3 separate regions of the Homo sapiens genome follow, and all the other regions are linked to region 1. The links are chromatin loops, found by intact Hi-C in ENCODE. Cell type or tissue: heart left ventricle. All regions are shown on one strand. Each heading gives the region's core, and the rest is flanking DNA. Links, peaks and the distances in the headings are about the cores only. Region 1 overlaps FARP1 (FERM, ARH/RhoGEF and pleckstrin domain protein 1). Region 2 overlaps STK24-AS1 (STK24 antisense RNA 1). Region 3 overlaps STK24 (serine/threonine kinase 24).

Evidence for each region. A loop is a pair of places that touch in the nucleus more often than their neighbours do. Peaks named below come from ENCODE experiments on the same cell type or tissue, not always from the same donor. Only the 100,000 strongest peaks of a DNase experiment are listed, where the experiment ranks them.
Region 2: it touches region 1 in a loop (3-fold over the local background); 57 of 110 quality-filtered maps call a loop at or near these places.
Region 3: it touches region 1 in a loop (2.2-fold over the local background); 51 of 110 quality-filtered maps call a loop at or near these places.

What each region holds. Positions count from the first base shown.
Region 1 is chr13:98,443,499-98,450,142 of GRCh38, reverse strand. It overlaps FARP1 (FERM, ARH/RhoGEF and pleckstrin domain protein 1), which reads right to left. Exons shown (of 27, transcript NM_005766.4): 25 at 3,938-4,045; 26 at 3,326-3,477; 27 at 1-1,907. The coding sequence ends at 1,826. STK24 (serine/threonine kinase 24) reads left to right here. Exons shown (of 11, transcript NM_001032296.4): 11 at 1-4,958. Among named protein-coding and RNA genes, the nearest start is that of FARP1-AS1, 11 kb to the right of the region's middle. RefSeq lists enhancers at 4,034-4,083, 4,854-4,903 and a silencer at 4,014-4,308. In heart left ventricle, for the core only: CTCF peaks have their summits at 1,619 and 4,637 (motif pointing left); DNase peaks (open chromatin) are centred at 1,632, 4,632 and 5,602; H3K27ac peaks cover 217 bases.
Region 2 is chr13:98,578,764-98,586,581 of GRCh38, reverse strand. STK24-AS1 (STK24 antisense RNA 1) reads right to left here. Exons shown (of 1, transcript NR_046542.1): 1 at 7,741-7,818. Among named protein-coding and RNA genes, the nearest start is that of STK24-AS1, 5.4 kb to the right of the region's middle. In heart left ventricle, for the core only: no CTCF peak of the experiment used is centred there; no DNase peak of the experiment used is centred there.
Region 3 is chr13:98,562,130-98,569,947 of GRCh38, reverse strand. The region is part of intron 1 of STK24 (serine/threonine kinase 24); the gene reads left to right. Among named protein-coding and RNA genes, the nearest start is that of STK24, 11 kb to the left of the region's middle. RefSeq lists an enhancer at 1,566-2,067 and a silencer at 6,439-6,733. In heart left ventricle, for the core only: no CTCF peak of the experiment used is centred there; DNase peaks (open chromatin) are centred at 1,657, 3,587 and 3,957; H3K4me3 peaks cover 618 bases; H3K27ac peaks cover 2,190 bases.

The DNA.
Region 1 (6,644 bases), core at 1,573-6,572:
GTTACCCACACTAGTATTTTCTTGAGGGCACACAGGAAGCAGAGGTGCTGGTCACAGGTCAGAACCACCAGTGTCCAGCAAGTAGTTTGGAATCAATCAATCATTCAGAAATAAATAGCTGAGGAGACTGCCTTGTCCCCAAGTCTCCAGGAATGAGTGAGTGGTGACTTCTGGAGGGAGCCTGATGCTGCTGTGTGGCCCGGAGCTGTTTGTTTGCTCTGCCCCTGCCTGGAGGTGGGGGGAGCATAGGGAACAGTGGGGGGCAGGCCCTCCCTGTGTCACTCTGAACACTGGGGCTTTAGAAACCCTTGCTGGAGTGTCCCCTTCCCCCCTCCCCCCCCACACAGAAAATGAAGACTACAGACAAAGTTGGTTGTTTTGCCTTAAAACATCAATATGCTGGATTGTGGCGTGAGGTATTTTTATTCCCTTTGTTAGTACTGGAAACCGTCTGGTACATCTTGTAAGGCAAATGATTAACACACGGCAGGCTCTTCGTCCGTTTGCAAGTTGCTGTTTGTTTCCAGCTACACCAGTCAGAGCTCCACAGAGAGGGTGCGTTCCTGGTTCTCAGGTGGGCAGGTGCTATGGTGCGGGGCGCTGGAAAGAATGGGGTTGAATTGGCCCTCGCCTCCGCTTGTTTGAGACTCTCGTTAGAAAGGGCTTAGGAAAACCAAGGGAATGGCAGCCACCCCATCACCATCGAGAACAGGCAGACGTTTCCCGAGTAGGGGCCAAAGCCACTGGAAACCGTGTTCCCTGTGCAGTCCGACTGACACTACCCCATGCCTGGGGGGAATGAGTATAAAAAGGGAAATGTTTTTGAAGACAGGCACGATATATACTACTAGAGAATGCGCAGTTTCAAACCACAGTTGCAGGAGGATATAGGAATAACGACAGGTGCCGGGGACTACGTACCATGATTTCATAGTGCTCTGCAGCCAGCAGGCTCACTAAACGCTCATCACGGAACATACCACAAATGGTGCTGATCAATGACACACGGGTTTTCATGCTTGTGACACAGACAGACAGCAAAACACCACGGCTTATTATCTTCCCATTGTGTACACCACTCACAGGACGGTGACAGTCCAGGTATTGCACTGGATCTCGGCTTTGCTTAACAGAAAACAACCCTGCTACGGTTGGAAAGAGTTACCACTTAAAACGATTTGGTCAACTTGCACCAAGAAGTAGGTTGGGAACAGGTGTTTTCAGGTGAGCGTGAAACCCCGCAGTGGAACGCTGTGTGCTGCAAATTGCTTATTAATCAGAGAAGTGAGTCCTACTAACTTCCTATTATTACAAAAGTAGAAAGACTGAAAAAAAAAATGAAATCTGAAAATGATCTCATTTGCTTAAGGCTGCACTGAGTGTATTGCAAACAAACAAACAAACACCGGGAAGTCCACTTCGTAAAATGCAGCAGCCAATAGGTGAAAATAATAAAAGAAAGAACTTTTTTTAGGAAGAAAAACACTTGCCCTGTCTTGTGTTGAACGGATGTGTGTGTACTGTTTTTCAGGGGCAGGGTGGAGGGAAGATGTCATTTGGCACTCTCGTAATGACAATGTTTTAATACTGGCACTAGCTAAAGAACAGCGCCCCCAGCGGATGCCAGGACTGGAGGTGGGAGCGCTGTTCATTCAGACGCTGAGAGGTCGGGGTTAAAAAACGCGGCTGTGGAGACAGGAGAGCTGCTGGGAAGCCATGTTTTTGATTTTCAGACAGGTGTTAATTTTACCAGGCTTCATTAATACAGAAGAAAGGAAACGTCTTCCAGGAAAGCAGCCACTGCGGAAACGAGTGTGTCCGGCCATCAATACACAAGAGACTCTTTGTGACTCAACACGTGGGGTCGCGAGGCAGAGCTGGTGGCACTGCGGATCACTTCCATCCACCTGCAACACGGGAACGCCAGTTAGTCAACCTTTTGTTTGGACGGACTCCTGACACTTTGGTGGGCATCGCTTACAGAAACACAAGGTGAAGTCAGGCCGCCTGGTTGGTAATCTGCCACTTCAGCAGAAGAGCAAGGGAACAGCCAGCACCCAGGCGTTCCTGAGGTACAGTGGAGACCCACTGGCCTGGGCACTCACTCAGTGTGGAGCTGGAAGTACCTTGCTGCAGTGACACTGCCCGCTCCATTGGAGCAGTTAGGAGCGAGGTGGCCTCTGGTTGCTGGGGAGAACGCTACCTCCTATTTTCATGGACATGGCAGAGAATGGCGGGACGTGTCCCATCCTGCTTAGTGGAAGCTCTCCCTTCCTTTTTTCTTTTTCTTTTTTTTTTGAGACAGGGTCTGGCTCTGTCACTCATACTGGAGTTCAGTGGTGCAGTTATCGCCCACTGTAGCTACCTCCTGGGCTCAATCGATCCTCCAGCCTTGGCCTCCCAGGAGATGGGACTACAGGCTTGCACCACCACGCCCAAATCTCCCTTTTTATATATTTGTGTATTTGCTCTCTACCGGTGCTTCTCAAATGGGTGCAATGCTGTCCCATTTGGTAAAGTCTGGAGACATTTTTAGATGTCCCAACTGAGGGGTTGCTGCGGGCATCTAGTGGGTGGCCAGGGATGCCGCTGAACATCCTGCACAATGCAGGACGGACTCCCCAAATTACCTGGCCTTGTCCCAGGCCTTTCAGGATCTGGACTGCAAGGCTGGACCCTTTGTCACAATAATAGCAAAATCCCAACTTTGATCAACCCAGCTCTCAACCCAGCTCTCGAGCTCAGTCCAGGATCAGATTTGAGAATGGCTCTCCTCTAGGTTCCTTTTTCAGGTGATGTTGTTTAGGAGGTGCTCAGCATATTGCTGAGGACCCCTCCCCTTCTGCCTCCCGGGGCGAGGAGGGCTCAGCAGGGCAAACTGCACAAGTAGTCGGCTTGGGGATGCAATTTGCAGAGGCCCAGGATCTCTATTCAAAATATGAATTGCAGGAACAGTCTTAGGCCTGACTGTTGCATTTCTTTCTTGGCTAAATGAAGTCTGCAGTCCCTGCCATTACACCATGTAGGCAGTCTCACTGGGGCTTAGCTTCATCATCCCGGACACGTTATGTCAGAGATCTCCAAGCAAGATGTCTAGGGCCTCAGCCAACACCGTGCAGGGTAAGGGCGCAGGGAAGTTGGGACCCCACTTTCTGCCATGAGAACAGAATCGCCTGCTGGTGTCGGGCAGTGGGACCCCAGGTCTAAACGCTTAGTTGGCAGGGAAGGGTGGGGCCATCTCACTCGCTGACTTGGGAGAAATCCTGATGTTTGGAAGAGGGGGTCCTCTTCTGCAGGGCCCTGTGCGTGGGAAGGGGGTGTCTACCTTTCGAACGTGTACTCGCTTTCCGCCCTGAAGTAGTAGACGTGGGACTTGAAGTGCAGCTTGAACACGTAGTCTTTCTGGATGTTCTCGGACTCAGAGGGGATGGTGAGCGAGTAGCCGAGCAGAGGCAGGCTGGCAAGGGGATGATTGTCCTGGAAAGGGGAAACAAAGCAAAGTGGCTTTTCGGGGTCAGCTTCTGCTGCTGGGCCTGGCTGCTGCCCCGCATCAGACAGGGACTTGGGAGCCCAGGCAGCTCCCTCCTCGGGCGTGGGCCTGGAAGGGACCATGGCAGCCAGTGTTTGCCTGTACGTGATGGCCCGGGTGGCAAGTCCCGCCAGGACTGAGCTGTAGATAAAGCCAACCCCCGTCCCTTGTCCAGGCAGAAGACAGGTGGCCCTTCCTAGGGCAGAAGTTGTCCTTCAGTGGATGATAATGTCAGTCTTCCCTAGAGTTGAGGGCCTCGGGTGGACAGGGCCCCCCGCCAGCATCCCTGTCATCCCCGTGACACCTGGAGCCCAAGAGGCCTGAGTCATTCCAGAGGAGGGCGGCCCCCTCACCTCATGCTGCCACCCCCAAGGTCCCAGGGCCACCTGCCCTGTGCGAGACACTTACCTGGTGTGATTTGTAGAAGAACAGGCAGAAGTTTGTGAACACCACCCACAGCTTCTGCCACCCGTTGCTGTTTTTGAATTTCCTCAGCAGGTTTCCAGACAACTGATTCTGAAAGGCAAGGAGGCCTGTGAGAAGCACAGCGGGCACCTGCCCCAGGAGGGCACAGAGAGCAGCTCTCCCTGCACCAGGGCCCTGGGCTGGGGCATGTCCGTGACTGAAGGATGTGGGCCCCACCCCCGCTCCCCCGTGTGTGGGGAGACTTGGCAGGTCCTGGGACCCTGATCTCATCACTTCCCCTTGTCACTTGCTGTGGGGCATCTTGGGGTCCCTGTGTCCCCCCAAAAGACACGTTGAGGTCCTGACTACCAGTACCTTAGAACACAGGCTTATTTGGAAATAGGCTCGTTGCAGGGTAACTAGTGAAGACGAGATCACACTGGGGTAGGGTGGGCCCTAAATCCAACGGGAGTGGTGTCCTGAGGAGAAGAGCCACCTTGAGGGGAGAGGGGTGTGCCCTGTGACACCGAGGCAGAAATGGGGGCGCAGGACCCCATGCATTGCCAGCAGGCGGAAGCTGAAGGAGGGAAAGATCCATCCCAACAAGCTCAGAGCAGCACTCGTTTTGAGGGGCCAGGCACCCTACCCAGGAAGTGGGGCCTGGGGTGCATGTGAGTGGCTCCCACATGCCCTCTAGTGGCCCAGGAGGCAGTTGCAGCCCTGCCCACCTCCAGGCTCAGGGCCGGCCCAGCCCCTGGAGCATTGTTAGGATGCGCTGCAGCCCAGCTAGGGGGCAGGGACAGGCACCTGTGTCCATGCTACCTCCAAACAACTCTGAGCAGGCCTGACGCACTGGTGGCTCATTTCGTCCCTTTGCCAAAGTGACATCACCAGCAGAGACTCAAAGCAGTTGCACCACCTTGTAAAGGCACTTAATGCCACTGAATTGTTCCCGTAAAAATCGTTAAGTTGGCCAATATTGTGGTATAGCTATTTTACCACAATAAAAAATACAGACCTCCGAGTCTGCCTCATTCCATCTCTCTGGGTGCCCCTGGCACTAAGCTTCTGTGCTGGGAGCTGGGATCAAATGGTCTGATGTCCCTGCCCTCCAGTTGCTCAGGGAGGGTCCAGTGGGAGACATGGACACTGACAGTAGGTCCGTGAGGGGCTGCAGGATGTGGGGGACCCCGCAGACGGGGAGAAAGGGCATTCCAGGCCAGGCAGGCAGCTCCAGCCATCCATCCTCCTCCCCCAGTGGCAGAAAGGAACAAGAAAATGCAAGGCTCCAGGTTCCCAGAAGGTCCTGGTGGTGGCCAGGGCTGGGCTGATGCCCATGCGGCATCTTGGGTCACGCAACATGGAGCAAGGAGGGTGGCACACTCCCCTTTCCTAGGTATTTTCATACTGACTCACATAATTTTCACACAGCAGCCAGCCCACAGTGGGGTTCATACATGTCACCCATCACAGTCTGGGCCCATTTGTTTCCAAAGCAGCTTCCTTAGCGCTCTCTAGCTTCTGCCTGGCCATTCCAATAGCCTCTGGAAACCTCTTTATCAATAGGCACATCCAGCGGCCCTTCCTCGCTCCCCACGGCCGGGCCGAGCCTCCCGCTCCCCTGTGTCGGGTCCATCCTGGCCTCCAGCGTGTTACGGGCCCTGCGCGCCATGAGTCTCCTGCCCTGCACTCAGGAGGCCGAGGCCATGCTGGTGGCTCCCAGACCTGTCTCCATTCACTGCCTTCACGAGAGGGTCAACATCCTTGTTCAGAACCAGACCAGCCTGCCCTGTCTCCTCGTGGCCCTTCATTGGGGCCACCGCTCCTCTCCCTTCTTGGATCCCATTCCCTCAGACCCTGCTGTGGGTTGAATTGCACCCCCAACAAGTCCAAACCCTCCGTGCCTACAATGGTGACCTCACATGGACACAGGGTCTCTGCAGATGCGATCGAGTCAAGGTAAGGTCACTAGGACGAGCCCTAAGCCCAGCACGAGCCGTGTCCTTAGAAGAGGATATTAGAGTGCAGATACAGGGAGGACAGCTGGTGACACGGCAGACCGGAGCCCTGCAACATGGGTGGAGTCGGGGACCCCCCGAGAAGAAGACTGCCGCAGCCACCAGATGCTGTCAGGTGGGGACATTTTCCCTCAAGGCCTCCCAAAGGAACCCACCTGCCAGCAGCTTGATTTTGGACTTCCGGCTTCCCGCACTGTGGGAGATGTTTCTGTGGCCTCACCCAGTCTGAGGTTGGTGCCGAGTGACGCCACGGGGAACAAATATAACCCCCGTGCCCGCCACTCCCTGGCCTCACTGTCCCTTCCCTCCTTCCGGTCCTGTCTGCACCCCGTCCCTTCCCTCCTCCCAGTCCTGTCTGCGCTCTGTCTGCTGAACAACTTCCCTGCTGTCCCGTCTCGCCACTCCAGCCTTAAAAGACAACTTGCATTGCTTTGCCTCTGGCCCTTCACTGGCTCTAGTGCCCACAGGCTGGGCAGCCCTCTGGCCATCCCAACATCTGACCCCACCTCTAGTGGGAGCCCCCAGGCCTGCCGGCTTGCCCACAACTTTTAGCAGAGGCCAGTGAGGCCACACGGTCCCCAGATACGCCCCTTCCTCAAGTGTGCCTACACGAGTCAGACGGGAGTGGGAACTGGGAGAGGCTGGGCACGGGACTGGGGAGAGGAGGCTGTTGAGTCAGGAGGAGATGGAGC
Region 2 (7,818 bases), core at 1,159-6,158, 140 kb before region 1:
GTCCCCTCCCACCACCCCAGGCCACTCAGAGTCCTCCCTGCGACTCTTGGCAGATCTGTCATGAAAGACAGCTCCCTTTAATCTAGGCTCTCAACCTGTTAGCATGATGAAGGCCTAAGGCTGACAGCAACTGTCTTGCTCCCATATGGAAGGAGCCCACCTAATAGTTATGCCAGCAGAGGTCAGGGAGCCAAAATAGGAACCCACAGAGTCCTGATTCCCTTCTTTGAATCCCTAGATGGACTATTCAGAAGCCAGCTTCATGTTCTGCAATTTTCTTCTTAAAACTTGACTGTGACTGATTCATAAATACTAGAATTCCCTGTTACATGAGCCCATTAATTACTCTTTCTGCCTAAGTTAGTTTTCACAGGGTTTCTGTGAAACTGAAAGAGTCTGGACAAGCATAAAAACTGGGACCATGGCCAGGTGTGGTGGCAAACACCTGTAATCTCAGCCACCCAGGAGGCCGAGGCAGGAGAATGGCTTAAGCCCAGGAGTTCGAGGTCACAGTGTGCTATGATTGTTTCATTGCAGTCTAGCCTGGGTGATAGAGCAAGACCCTATCTCTATTAAATAAATACATAGAAACCGGGACCAGGAGTGAAAGGTGCCAGAAGAAAATTGATTAGGTAAATGGTATGCATGAGGCTGAGTGGAAGACAGCAGAAATCTCAGAGTTTGGGAAGTTGATGAGCCTTGGTGCCAGTGAACCTCGATTTGAAGCTGGCTTCATAGACCAAACCTCCAACTCCCCCATTCCAGTGGATACGGGACTGTTATCTGTTCAGTGTCACTTTTTTTAGGGTATACCATCCCCTCCTTCCTGAATAAATCATCCTCTGTCCCTAGATGCAGGAGGGATGATTTTATCCCCTCCCACCACCCCAGGCCAATCAGAGTCAGGTATCTCTTGTGCCTTTGGACTCAAATCACTTATAGACTTTGGATCTGGGAAGTGCAGAGAATGAAGTTTTACAATGGTGCTTCCTCATCGACATCAAGAAACACAGTCTGTGTCAGGCACCACTGATCTAAATAGATGAGGGTGCTCCCTGCCAGAGGCAATTGGCCTGGAGGCTTTCAATACCAGGCACTGCCCAGCTGTCTGGGACTCGGGGCACGGACGGCCACCGTAATGGTGTGCCACACAGCCCAGTGTTTAGGAAGTTCTTAGTCTAAAAAAACCAGGCTGAGTGTGCTGATTACTTTTGTGGCTTTCAGTAAGTTGCAAGAAGAAATAGACAGGCTTCAGCCGAATTGGCACATCAGGAGGCCATGCAGTCTTGGATAAAAGCCACGGAATCTTGCAGAAGGAGGACTTTCCAGCCTGCACCAACAATCCCAAATTGGAAGAGGCATGTTTCCTGCAGAATGCAAAAGCTGTATGAACGCTCCCAAGTTGGAGTAAGTGAGAGTTAGTCAGAGAGGCGGGTAAACACCTGGGAAGTAAGCCTGAGAGCAGGCTTACAGGCTGGGTGTGTGACCTGCATGGTCACACATCACCCCACACTTAGAAGGGCCCTATGCTTGGTTTACTGCTCTATTCTCATAGTCTTTAAACTATTAATATGCTTTGAACAAGGGCACACATTTTTATTTTGCAAATGTAGCTGGTCCTGCCTGGGACTCTGGAGAAGTCAGAGAATCAAGTGACCCTGATCCTCCAAGATCCTTGGATCTAGCACCAGGCTCCTCCCTCCTCCTGCTGAGTACTAATTACTGGCTGAGTAATAATTTCCCCCATTGCCAGGCCTGGGGTATATCCAGGGAAACAGGGGCAGATTAACCCTGCCTATCACCTCAATCAACTCACTCAGAGGCAGAGAACTACCCTGAAAGAATAAGACCTTGGGCCCTAAGGGGCAGAGGGCTGAGCTTCCAGTGATGAGGTTTAGATTCAAAAGCCTGGACTCAATAAGCTTCTGGCTGCGGTTTCTTCTCAGTTTTCAAGGGAGTTATATCACCAGGACAGTCCCAAACTTGATGACTGTTTAATTCCCTAAGCCCATGGCTCTCAAACTCTGTCCCAAGGTGCTCTTGGGTACTGCAGAAAATTCAGAGGTGCCCATATGCAATATTTTACTTTTTTTTTTTTTAGGAAATATAGTGAGATTCAACATCTGTCAGATGCCACACTGACGGGTAGCTCAGGTTAACATTAGATCATGCTATATTCTTTTCAGTGGTGTCATATTATTTGCAAAGTGGTTGCTTATATTTTTGGAAGTTATTGTGATTTAAAAACACACAAAAAATCAATGTGGAACAAAAAACGAAGGTGGCAATGTCCACTGTGATTCAAAGATTGGGAAGTTGTGCAGTGTCCAACAGGAACACATGTCCCATCAGTAATTGGGATTACTTAAGAATACAATGAAACTATTATTTTTAAATGTACAGTACTATTTCTTCAAATGGCTAAGTTACTAAGACAGGAGTCCATATTAATTTGTTTGTACCTATTTTCTTAAATTTTTTTTTTGAGACACAGTTTCATTCTGTCATCCAGGCTGGAGTGCAGTGGCACTATCTTGGCTCACTACAACCTCCGCTTCCTGGGTTCAAGCTATTCTCGTGCTTCAGTCTCCCAAGTAGATGAGATTACAGGCACCTGCCACCATGCCCAGCTAATTTTTGTATTATTAGTAGAGATGAGGTTTTGCCATGTTGGCCAGGCTGGTCTTGAACTCCTGACCTCACGTAATCCACGTGATCCACCTGCCTCGGCCTCCCAAAGTGCTGGGATTACAGGCATGAGTCACTGCACCCAGCCTCTATTTTCTTAACTAATTGGCCTGTTAGGTATTTCCTTTGGCCCAGAGATACTATAAAAAAAGTCACTGAGGCACTAAGGGTGCTATGAAGGAGAACATTGGGAACTCTGTTCCAGGATATTCCCCAGAACCCCACATCTTCACCAACAGGAGGTGGGCTGGTCAGTCTGTCCCAGAATTCTCTCCAAGGTGGCCATGGAGGACCACATAAAAGGGAGCATCTCCCAAAGAGCAGAGCCAAGTGCAGCCCAAGGGCTGACCCAGGCCCCCCGACCTTATCTTCCAGAAAGGTTTCATGTACATTACGGACTGATGGATGCCTGCTCCCTTCCTTTTCTTTTCCTTTCAAATGAGAGTTTTTAAGGTAGTTTTCAAACATATCCTCCTCCATAATATATTAAACACATGAAGGGTGATCACATTTACCAATTAGAGATTGCTGGCCTGTGAAGAGCCATATCTCAGCTTGAAAAAGAGAAAACCAGATTGTCCAGAGCCCCTGGACCAGGAAACAAATGGCCTCAGTAGAAGGCAGTAGGGTTGACTCGCTGTGGGGAAGAGGTGAGTGTATAAATGGTTACTCATGGACTGGCTGTATTATTTGGGGAGGGGAGTACACACAAGAAGTTCTACATATGGAAAAAGAGAACGTGTGTGTGCGTGCGTATGTGTGCATGCATGTCTGGGCAGCCAAGAAGTGGAATGTATTAGGCCAGGAATCTTCTTTGCGTGGGGGAACTGCCCCTTCCACATTCCATTGTTCCATTATGCCGTTCAGGTTGGACTCTCCCATTACTGTGCCTTCTTGCCCTTTGGTCCCAAGAATGGACATGCACAGATGTGAATTCCTCCACTACATTTGGCATATGGGCACTGGGTAAGAAAAGGTCACTCTCTTCTCTCTGGGATTACAAGGACCACATGGGGCAGCTCTTGACACCATACCTAGAGAACCTAGATGAGAGGTTCTCATCTAGGAGAGGCTGAGAAGAGGTGAGAGGCAGAGGAAGACAGAGTTGATTTTATCATTGAACTCATCTTCTTGGATTGATCCAAGCCTGATTTAGCCAAGTGTTGATTTTTGTTGCTGAACTAAAATGTCCCTTTTTTGCTTATGGAGGTCTGAGCTAAGTATTTGTCATTTGTTATTCAAAGACTTCTGACTAACAGTATCTCCAACGTAGCTTCTTTGGGAAACCAAATTTAAAAAATGGCAGGAAAATTAAGGTAAAAGACAACATGCTTGCCCTTTTTGCAGGTGAAGCTTTGATGATAGGGTAGTGTATAGGTCAACATTTTTGTGATGATTTTAAGCTGACTTAAGTTTTGTGCATTGTGGAATGAGTATCTGCAACTCATAGGCACATTTTACCTTTGTGTGCTTGTACAATGATCTTCAAGCACATAATCCCCTGGATCTGGTTGAAGTGAAAATTAAAATGATTTCTTACAATTTGTCTTCCTTGTCAGAAAACAGGGCCAAGAGCTTTTAAAAACTAGTGCTGCAGTTGTGTGACTGTAGGCTGGATGACATCATCCTTCTGGGGATGATTTCATGTATGCCCTTTCTGGGTATGTCTGAAAGCAAATCCAGCTTCAAGAGGAAGGGAAATCTACACACACAGCTCTTGATGAATCTTTGCATACTGAAGTCTTTATGAGCAGATTGGCAGGGTCAAGTGGCCACTGTTTAGAGGGTGACAAGCCCTGTTCATTGGTTCTTTGCCAAGCAAAATTGCACATGAGAATTTTTCTAGTGAGCTCGTTCAAGTGAGTCCTTCTAAACAGCCTGATGTTCCCTGGTGTGAGCCCCCAGAACTGCAGCAGAGAGCATGTGCAACAAAGAGCCCCCTTGGAGGCTCAACCCCCAACTCCCCTGGTAAATTGCACCTCCCAACACAGGGGAGGAGGCAGTGGGGGAGAAAGATGGATCTTGTTTAAATCTTTTGCCTGAACTGAGTATGGATAGGCCTGCAAAATATTCTGAACCCTTTTCTGGCAGATTTTTGTCACGTGTTCCAGATGATTTCTTTTAATCAGGAATATTTTATCAAGCAAACACCTATGCATTCTCTGTTTCTGCTCTCAGTTGTACAGTGATTGGAGACTAGTGTTCTGGTTTCTATGCAAGATAAAGTTTAAGGCCTACACCCAAGGAAATATGAAGCAATGCTTATTAGCAGAAGTGTGCAATGTGAAGTGCGCAGAAAGGTCCACAGGCCTTGGCAAGGGAGAAGGAAGCTCTCATTCCTGAAGCTGAGCCTGGAAGACCCAGCTAAAGGGGGGCTGACCAGACACACATTTGCAGAAAAGGAGGTGTGTTACGGGCTGACTTGTGTCCCTCCAAAATTCCTATGCTGAAGTCCTAATTCCTAGTACCTTAGAATGTGGCTGTATTTGGAGATAGGAACTTTAATAAGGTAACTAAGCAAAAATGAAGTAATTGGGATGAGCCTTAATCCAGTACGACTCCGGTATCTTTCTAAAAACAAAGAATTAGGGCCAGGCGTGGTGCCTCACACACTCTGGGAGGCCAAAGTGGGCAGATCACTTGAGGCCAGGAGTTCGAGACCAGCCTGGCCAACATGGTGAAACCCCGTCTCTACTAAAAATACAAAAATTAGCCGGGTGTGGTGGCGCTCGCCTGTAGTCCCAGCTACCAGGGAGGCTGAGGCAAGAAAAATGCTTGAACCTGGGAGACAGCGGTTGCAGGGAGCCGAGATCTCACCACTGCACTCCAACCTGGGCAACAGAGCGAGACTCCATCTCAAAATAAATAAATAAATAAATAAATAAATAAATAAATAAATAATAAAAACAGGAAATTAGGACACAGGAACACACAGTGAAGACCACGAGAACACAGAGGGAGAAGCTGGCCGCTACAAGCCCGAGAGAGGCCTCGGAAGAAACCAATCTTGCTGACACCTTCATCTTGGACTTCCAGCCTCCAGAATGGTGAGGAAATAAATTTCTGTCGTTTTGGCCATCCAGTTGGTGGTTCTTTGTTACGGCAGCCCTAGCAAACTAAGGCAGGGTGCAACTGAAAACCTACTTAGGGTGATATCCCTGCAAGAGCCTGCCCTCTGAGCTCTCCACGCACAGAATGAAACCTTATTGGTACCATTCCTCAATGTAGCTGGGATATTTTTCTGGGGCTTTGGCATACCTTTTCTTGCTATTGTGTCATCCAACAATGACTAGACATTCTTCTTTAAACTGATCTTGATAATTTGTCTTCACCTACTGAACATGTGTAGAAATTTGTCTAAGCCTTCTGTTAGTTACTTATCCAAGCTACTCCTATTTCTCCCTTTAAAGTTCACCATGTAAGTCCCTTTCTTTAATCTCTGAATTTAAATTGCTAATGCTCTACTTGTCTAGCTGTTCTTTATAAAGCAGCATTTGGGGGTGTTTATCTTTTCAACTTAGAAAGAAAAGTGAAGGGATTGATTGTGGAATTCTTGTTTTCTGTTCCTCTCTGAGCTCTGCTGAGAGTGCGTACAAACTAGCTTAGGGGCAGCAAATACATAGGGGCTTTATATTTGGAGGGGCTCCATATAGGGGTATGGAAATATTCTTTGTGGTCCAGAATATATTTCAGATCATAATTCATTGCCAGACTGATGTCCTTAAGTGAACACAAAAGACAAAGAGGACCAGGGAAGAAAAATAATTCAATGGATAAAGTAAATAACTCAATGGGTTAGTATCTCCATGGAGACCATAAAATGCATCATCTCTATGGAGACTCTCATAATCTCCTTCTGGACTTACGGTAGTGTATAACCTGTTGTAATCATACATTGGGGGTGGAGGGAAAGTGACAAGAGGAAGAGGGTGAGAGGATGATCCTTTTCTTTCCTTGGTGGAAATGATAGCTATTGCCACTCTAAGTTTAATCAATTATGGTATTGTATTCATCCAAAGTTAGGATTCTGGGAGACCAGGTCCCTAGGATGGGTTAAGAGGCACCTGAGGATCTAATGTTTATATGCCCAGTACTGAACTGGGTATCTGACATGTATTAATAGTTGGTATTCAAAAAAGGTGTGAATGAATGAACATAATAGGCAATTGCACCGGATCTGATCCCGGGCTCAGGCCCTGTGCATCATCTCTGTTGTGCAAAAACAAATAAGGTGGAGACCTACTTCTGCCATGGGGAATACTCGGTACTACCTGCATAGGGCCAAGGAGAACCAGTAACTCCCATGTTGCTTCCTTCCCTTCTTTCGATAAGAATGGTGCTCAACAGTATGAACATTGTCAAAGGATGAAACAATGGTCAGTGTGGAGAGAAGATAAACAGGGTTCGGGGCAACAGACCAGCTAATGGATGCAAGTCACTGTGTCCAGAGAAGTTACATCCTGCCGGAATCTCCCTGTTTTGAGCCTCACTAGCCTCAGGACACAAACTAGGATTCCGGTTATTTTTTTATACCCAGGGTACTATGGGCCTTTGTCCCCCATCTGCTGTGACTTATTTGCTGGCAATTAGCCCACTGCAAAGTGATTTCTGAGCATTTACCATGGTAATGTCTCAGATCAGCATCCAGACATTTCCATCCATTCATCTAGTTTCTTGCTCTTTATCTTGGTGCCAGGTTATTGCCCTGGCTCTGCTGACCCTAGAAGAATATTTTTACTGTCCCTTTTCTATGCTTAGACATGTTTAGATCCACAAATATTTACCATTGTGTTATAGTTGCCTCCAGTATTGAGTTCAGTCACATGCTGTTCAGGTTTGTGGTCCAGGTGCAATACGTCATACCATATAGCCTAGGTGTGTAGTAGGCTATGCCATCTAGGTTTCTGGAAGTACACTCTATGATGCTCACGTGACAAAATCAACTAAGAACACATTTCTCAGAATGTATACCCATTGTTAAGCAATACATGACTGTGTGTCTGTAGGCCATATATATTAATATATATATAGTCATTTGAGATCAGTCTATATACAGTGTTTTGTACCCTGTATTTTCTTTAATAATATATAATGAATACATTTTCCCCATTACTAGGTACTGAAAGACAT
Region 3 (7,818 bases), core at 1,519-6,518, 120 kb before region 1:
CTGAGATGGTGCCACTGCACTCCAGCCTAGGTGACAGAGTGAAACTCCATCTCAAAAAAAAAAAAAAAAATTTCTGCCTGTGTTTTTTTTTTTTTCCTGGTTTCAGGCATTGTCTATAGACTTTGGACCCTGCGGATGAGGATTTACTTCTCTTCCGCTTGCCTCTTTTCCTCACATGGGCTCCCCGCTCTCCCCCAGCAGAGAGATGTTGTAATGTCAGTGAGGTCAGAATGCGGTGTGTACATTAATGGACTGCAGACGGATCTGCAGCCCAGCCATTATTACTCAACCATAGTTACTGATCAGATTTCTTTTCTTTTGGTAATGCTTCTCATTCATCCCAGCACTCTGTAGTTGTTGCAACCTTGTCTTAGGAAGTTCGGGTGGCACCTGTGCCTTTCGTCACCTGCGTATCTTCTATGCTTCTTGTGCCACCCCCATCCTCTGGTCTTCCTTTGCTCTCATCCTCTGGGTTCCTTCTGCTGCTCTCTTGTGTTGAATATCTGTTTTGTTTTTTTTTGTTTTTTTTTTTTTGTCTCTGCTGTCATTTTCTTTCTTGGTTTATGCCATGATGTTGGTTGGGCATATAGTGCGCCATTTTCTGTGAATAGGCAGCGTGGGAGACAGGCTTTTCAAAAATTTTTTTTCTTCTCCCTCAGTTGATATTTTAGCATGGTGTAAAATTGCAGGGTGGACATTCATTTCCTCCAGAATTTTAAAGGTGTTTCTCCACTGTGTTTTAGCTTCCAGTGTTGCTGTTGAAGATGGAGGCCCTGCCAGCACCGGCTTCTGTGTGTGCAGGCTGTGCTGTTCTTCCTGGACCTAATGGGATCTGAACTTTTTCCTTGAGTTCTGAAGTTTCACAATGATGTGGCTTGGAGTGGGGCTGTTTTCGTTTCTCGTGACAGATACTTGGTTAGGCCTTTTCTGTGAAGCGACTCAGATCTTTTCATTGACTTTTTTCTTTGATTCCCCTCCCCCCTTCCATTTTCTGTGTTCTTTCTTTCTGAAACTTTATTACTTGGATGGTGAACCTTCTGCATCGGCCCTCAAATATTCTTTTATCTTTTTTGTTTTTCGAGATGGAGTCTCGCTCTGTCACCCAGGCTGGAGTGCAATGGCGTGATCTTCATTCACTGCAACATCTGCCCCCCCAGGTTCCAGTGATTCTCCTGCCTCAGCCTCCCGAGTAGCTGGGATTACAGGCGCCCACCACCATGCCTGGCTAATTTTTGTATTTTTTAGTAGAGATGAGGTTTCACCATGTGGAGCAGGCAGGTCTCGAACTCCTGACCTCAGGTGATCCACATGCCTCGGCCTCCCAAAGTGGTGGGATTACAGGTGTGAGCCACCATCCCCGGCCTTCATTCCCCATTTTTAAGTATGCTGCCTCTGCTTCCGGCTGTGTCTGCTGCAGCCTGGTCCATATATCCTCAATTTTTCCTTCCTTTGCAGATAATATATTTTCATCATTTCCTTGACTTTGGGAGCCTGGCTGTGAGATGTGGGGCAAGCTGTCTGGCTGTCTACCCACTTCTGTGGCTGACTTTGAGGCTCTGCCTGGTTCACTCATTCCCCCGGCAGAGGGACTGGTGCCGTCAGTTCCTGAGAGCCGGGGGTCCAGCACTGTGAGTTAAGTTAGTTCTCTGCTGGCCCGGCGCGATGGCTCATGCCTGTAATCTCAGCACTTTGGGAGGCCGAAGCGGGTGGATCATTTGAGGTCAGGATTTCGAGACCAGCCTGACCAACATGGTGAAACCCCTTCTCTACCAAAAACACAAAAATTAGCCAGGCGTGATGATACACGCCTGTAATCCCAGCTACTTGGCAGGCTGAGGCAGAATTGCTTGAACCCAGGAGACGGAAGTTGCAGGGAGCCGAGATCGCGCCATTGCACTCCAGCCTGGGCGACAGAGCGAGACTGTGCCTCCAAAAAAAAAAAAAGTTCTCTGTTTTCTGCACCTCCGGTTTAGCGTTGTCTTCCTCTACTCCCCACCCCCCCCCTTTTTTTTTTTAAACCACTACCTACTTTCCAGCTTCTGAGATTTCATTGCAGTTGTCTTCTCTCTGTTTCAGGTATGTGGTGGTTTTTAGATTTATGATTTTAGTGGGATTTCAGGATTGACCCAATTAGATGCTGCTGTCTGTGTGACCCCTCTACCTCCAAGTTGCTATTCTTCAGTTTATAGGTGAATAAAGACAGGGCCAGGCAGGTGAGGAAATTCCAAGAGCTAGGACTGACTGCTGGGCCAGGGCGGCGGGCAAGAACTCGGAGCCTCCGTTCTCTTCATCATGAGATTGTGCCTCTTATTTTCTCCCTGTAAATAAACAGCAGTATACATGTCTGCTTATTTTTCCATCTCTCTACTGGTCGGTGGCCTCCACCTCCCCAACTTGAACTGAGAACCTGCTCTTCTTGCTTCTCTCATTTTTTTGGTCCCAAGATCCTGTGGACACAGAACGATGTCCGGGAGCCTCATAGGATCTCTCTGGAGAAACGCTTGCTTAAGTTTATGATGCTTTGGGGTTCCAACCCCCTGGTCCAGAATTGAGTATGTGCTTCTTGGCAGGGCGGAGGTGGCATCAGTCTGGTCGTATGTTCCGTGGTGGTCGGTGCAGGACTGGGGCACACGTGTGCCACAGATGCCGAATAGCCCGTCAGAGGGCCTGGGTGTTATGTGGCTGTCCCAGTGGCCATGTGTTAGCAGATTGCATGTTGCAGAGTCAGTGGTGTCTGCGCGCTGGGGGCACTGCACAGCGCTGGCCATAAATCCATAGCATGTTAATGGATGGAGGACTTGAAGGGTGCGTATCTAAACAGCGAAAGCTCTTCTTTGGGGTATGGCCTTCAAGTGATTTCTTGCTTAAGGACAGAGTACTTTCTTGGGTAGAATTTTACAGCAACGAACCATTGAGTAGAAATGAAAAACAGTCTGGAACTTGGGACTGAGCCTTAGCCCGCAGTTATTTTAGGTATAGTTTCGTCGAACTTTGGAAGCGTGTTCAATGTGGTGACTTCAAAGTTATTAAACTGCCACTTGAACTCCAGATGAAGAAAGGTATTGCTTGAGGAGCGTTCCTGTGGTATGTGTGATGGATGCAGTTTCCTGGTACCAAATATTTCTTGAGAGGTAATTCACACAGAAAAAGCTGGTAGCACAAAGCCTCACTTCTTCAGCAGTTCTGCAGCAGAGCTTTCTTCTCCCACCTGCTTCCCTGTTGCTTGCTGTGGGTAGGTGGAAGGACTGAGCCTGTGGCATGGCTGGATTTATGTCAGTCTAGAAAATAAACATCTTTGGAATTTGTTGCCCTTCATGGGAAGCCTTGTCGGAAGGGGACTGCTTTGATTGAGTTTTCTTCAGTGAGGGCCAGGCCTCTTGGTGAACCCTCAGGGTCTCTGCTGAGGGAATGGCTGTCAGACTAATTTTACAGATGAGAAAACCGAGGCTTATGAAACCTGCCCAAGGCCTCGGCTAGAAAACAGCATCACTGGGGCGGAAGCCCTGACTGGGAGGCCAGCATGTGTGTTCTTTTCCTTCCTCCCGACTGCCTGCTCCCTGGCGTGTCAGATTCCCTGCACCACATCCCCAACACAGCTCTGCCCTCCTGACCGTCACATTGTCCCTCCAGCCTCCATGAAACAGCTGAGTTCAGGGCTGTGAACAGAGGGTGTTTTGGGCGTTTTTATTTCCTTGTTTTTAACCTTTAAAGAAGAGTGTGTTCATGTTTCATTGTTATTCATTTTTTTTGAGGAAAAGAAAAATCTCCATTTCATTGAGGGCAGGTCCTTCCCCCATAGCCTGGCGTGCTTCTGGCTGGCAGCGTGCCTGGCACAGCAAGGTGGGCAGCTGGCGGTGTGGGTCCTTGTGGTCCTGTGCCGGAGGGGCTGGGCCTTCTTGGTGGCGGTTGTCTGCGTGAGAGGAGGTAGCTGACCTTGGCTGCCACCCCCATGCCTACCGCCTGGTGCTGGAGCAGAGGGAGCCCTGGGCCTTCAGCCCACCGGGCTGGCACTGCGCTGTCTGTGCACTCCTCCTGATCGGGAAACTTGTTCCTGGATTATTTTTAACTGGCTTCCTGGAATTTAGGATTGTGGGTGTGGGGGGCGGTGACTTGGACTTTCAGATGTTTTCCTTGTTCCTTTATCTCCATTCTCTGTAGTGAGCTCTGAGCCCCACCTCCTTAGGGTGGGCATGGAGCTGCTGACTGGCTCCTGTTCATTGCCTTTCAGGTGTTGCCCAGACTGTGTTGTTTTGGATGGTGAAGAAATAACTGAAAAAGTACCCTCTAATCGAATATAATTTTTTTTTTTTTTTTTTGAGATGGAGTCTCATTCTCGTGCCCAGACTGGAGTGCAATGGCACGATCTCGGCTCACTGCAACCTCTGCCTCCCGGGTTCAAGCAATTCTCCTGCCTCAGCCTCCCAAGTAGCTGGGATTACAGGCACCCGCGACCACACCAGGCTAATTTTTGTATTTTTAGTAGAGACAAGGTTTTGTTTGCCCTGTTGGCCAGGCTGGTCTCAAGCTCCTGACCTCAAGTGATCCTCTCGCCTTCGCCTTCCAGAGTGCTGGGGTTACAGGTGTGAGCCACCGCGCCCAGCCCTCTAATAGAATATAAGGCCACTCAGTGTCACCTGGAGGGGTTGGTAAAATGCAGACTACAGGCTCTGCCCTGCTGCCCTGGAGTTTCTGATTCTGGGCGTCTCGGAGGGAGTTTGTGTTCTGAGCAAGTGTCCTGGTGTATTGCCGCCTCGAGGATGACACTTTGAGAACCACTGCGCTGGAGAATCAAAAAAGAATCCTGAATCCTCATTGCTCCCCACTCTAGTGAAGCACACAGTAGCCTTGCCCATTTGAAAAGCAGAGCAAGCTACAATCAGTGCTTGCAGCCTATGGCTTGTATTTCCAAAGACTGACTTTGGAACCGCTGACCTAACTTTGGGAATTGAATAGGCCTGTAATTATAAGACTCATTAGAGCCTTTGCGATTTTAGCATGTATTTATAAACCTGTTGGGGGCAGAGGATGTGTGTTCCATGTCTTTTTGACCTTGGAACCTTATTTTTATTTTTAGAAATGGGAATCTCGCTATGTTGCCAAGGCTGGACTTGAACTCTTGGCCTCAAGCAGTCCTCCTGCTTCTGCCTCTTAAGTAGCTGAGATTACAGGCTTATGCTACTGCGTGCCACTTGGAACCTTATTTCATAAGGAGTGCATCTCTCAAGATCTAGGGTGCAGTAGTCTTTTTGGAAAACCCCGAACTAGAACAAATGCTCTGAACCTGATAATTCTCAAATTTGTCAGGATAACTTTTCTTAACTGTGGTATTGCCTGCTGCTCCTGACTTCCTGATCAGATGTAGACGCCAGCCTAAAACTCAGGGCCTTTTTTAGTACCCAGCTTCCTCCTCTCTGCTCTTCAGCTCCTCTGCCCTGGGTGGGCTCAGCTCCCTGTGCTCCTCCAAAGCTCAGTGCCTGTTCCTGGGCCTTTGAACCTACCCCTCCCCATGCTCAGCCACTGCAGGATTCTCAGACTCAGTACCGCTTGCCTTCCTCTGCCTAGGGAGCCCTCGTAAGGGGAAGCCCCCGAGCAAGCTCTGTATCATCTGTCCAGCTCCTCTTAGCTCCAGGTGCTGGGATGCCGCAGGGGAGAGAAGGGCATACCCGCCGGTGTTTTTCCCACTGATGAAATGACCGTCTTTGGTTAGAATTGATTTTCTTTTCTCGGTAGCTGTTGTATTTAACACTTAACTAAATGTAATACTATACATATATTTCAGAATGGGAAAAAGTATTTCATATCAGTAGAGTTTTCAATGTTTGGGATGTTGGCTTTTATGTATAGTTGATTTGACTTTTGATTCAGAAGTGATCTCTATTTCTCTGTTATCTCTCCCCCCCATTTATTTTAATAATGTCGTCTGTTATTAGGGTGTACTGGATTTAGTTACACTTTGATTTTACCAGGCTTTCTTATTTGAGGGTTTTGGGGTTGTTGGCTTTGCTTTTGGTTTTAAGTGCATTGTAGTTTTTCTGAGGCTTGTTACAATTCATTACATGAGGAATTGGAAACTTTTTTTTTTTTTTTTGAGACGGAGTCTCGCTCCTTCACCCAGGCTGGAGTGCAGTGGCGCGATCTCAGCTCACTACAAGCTCCGCCTCCCAGGTTCATGCCATTCTCCTGCCTCAGCCTCCCGAGTAGCTGGGACTATAGGCACCCGCCACCACGCCCGGCTAATTTTTTTTTTATTTTTAGTAGAGATGGGGTTTCACCATGTTAGCCAGGATGGTCTCGATCTCCTGACCTCGTGATCCGCCCACCTCAGCCTCCCAAAATGTTGGGATTACAGGCGTGAGCCACCACGCCCAGCCTGGAAATGTGTTTTATACGGCATTTTAAAATACAAGGGTAAACAGCACATTATACAGACTTAGGGGATTGACCACATCAGGAAGAGGAGTTACAGAGATTTGCGCTCTTTTTTCCCTTTGTTATCGAAGAATCTGAAGTCTTTCTAAAACAACTTGTGTCATTCAGAATGCCTTCCCCTGCTTTGTCTTCTGCAAGAAAAGACGAGCTTCTGTGAAGTGAAACTACTTGCATTTCCTGGCCTCGGTCCCCCAACTGCCTGTGTTTATCTCTGAAGAATAAAGGCAGAGGATGCGATTGAAGTGTGCCATCTAATAGCATCGGTATTCTGGGTACACACTCCCAAAATTGACCTGGGGCCATCGGTGCTAGCCTTGGATGTTGTGGGATGGGATTTCATTTCCCTGGAGGCATAAAGTGATCACATAGTTTAAACAACTTCAGTTGAAAACTAGTTCTCCAAGTGGCATCCCTGGTTCCTTCCTCTGGGATGCATTACTGTGTATGTTGTGGAGCAAATCGTTTCTTGGGAGGCCTGAGAAGGCTTGAGAAGCTTCCCAACCCCCAAATATACAGACGTTTCTGTGCATGCAGGTACGTTCATATAAAATATGTTATTTTCTATTTTTAATTTTTTTTACCTTTTTTTTTTTTTTTTTTTAAGAGAGGGAGTCTCACTCTGTTGCCCAGACTGGAGTGTAGTGGTGTGATCTTGGCTCACTGCAACTTCTGCCTCCTGGGTTCATGTGGTTCTCCTGCCTCAGCCTCCCGAGTAGCTGGGACTGCAGGCGCCCGCCACCACGTCCGGCTAATTTTTTTGTATTTTTAGTAGAGACGGGGTTTCACCGCGCTAGCCAGGATGGTCTGGATCTCTTGACCTCGTGATCTGCCCACCTTGGCCTCCCAAAGTGCTGGGACTACAGGCGTGAGCCACTGCACCCAGCCTGGAACCCTTTTAAAGTGATAAACACCTCAGTACTTTTTACATGGCCTGTTGCATAGATGATTTCTTAATATTAGCTATAGCAATCAAATGAGAGTGTTTTTGAAATTCCCCGAAAATAATTCTTCTTGAGTTTGTCATTTTATGTCAGAGTAGTAGTAATTCCGTTCCTTTCTGCTGGAGGACTTGTGATAGTAAGGGCCTTTGGAAACCAGCAGAACAGCCAGTTGCTTATCGGCTGTGGTGTGCGAGTCCCGTTTCCTACCCTGGCCCCGTTATGCGTACATGGTCTATAAAAGAATCATGTGAAGTGGGGGGTTGAGGATTGTACAGAAATGGGAACCTTCACCCAGAAAAATATCTTCACTCCATCTCCGTTAAAGTATTTTTAAAGCAAAAGCATCTAGAATCCCAGTACTTGAGTATGTAGTTCTTCCTATTTTATTTGCCAGTTGTCTGCGTACACACATTTCCTTAAGTAATTGCAGTCATAATGTAGGTACACG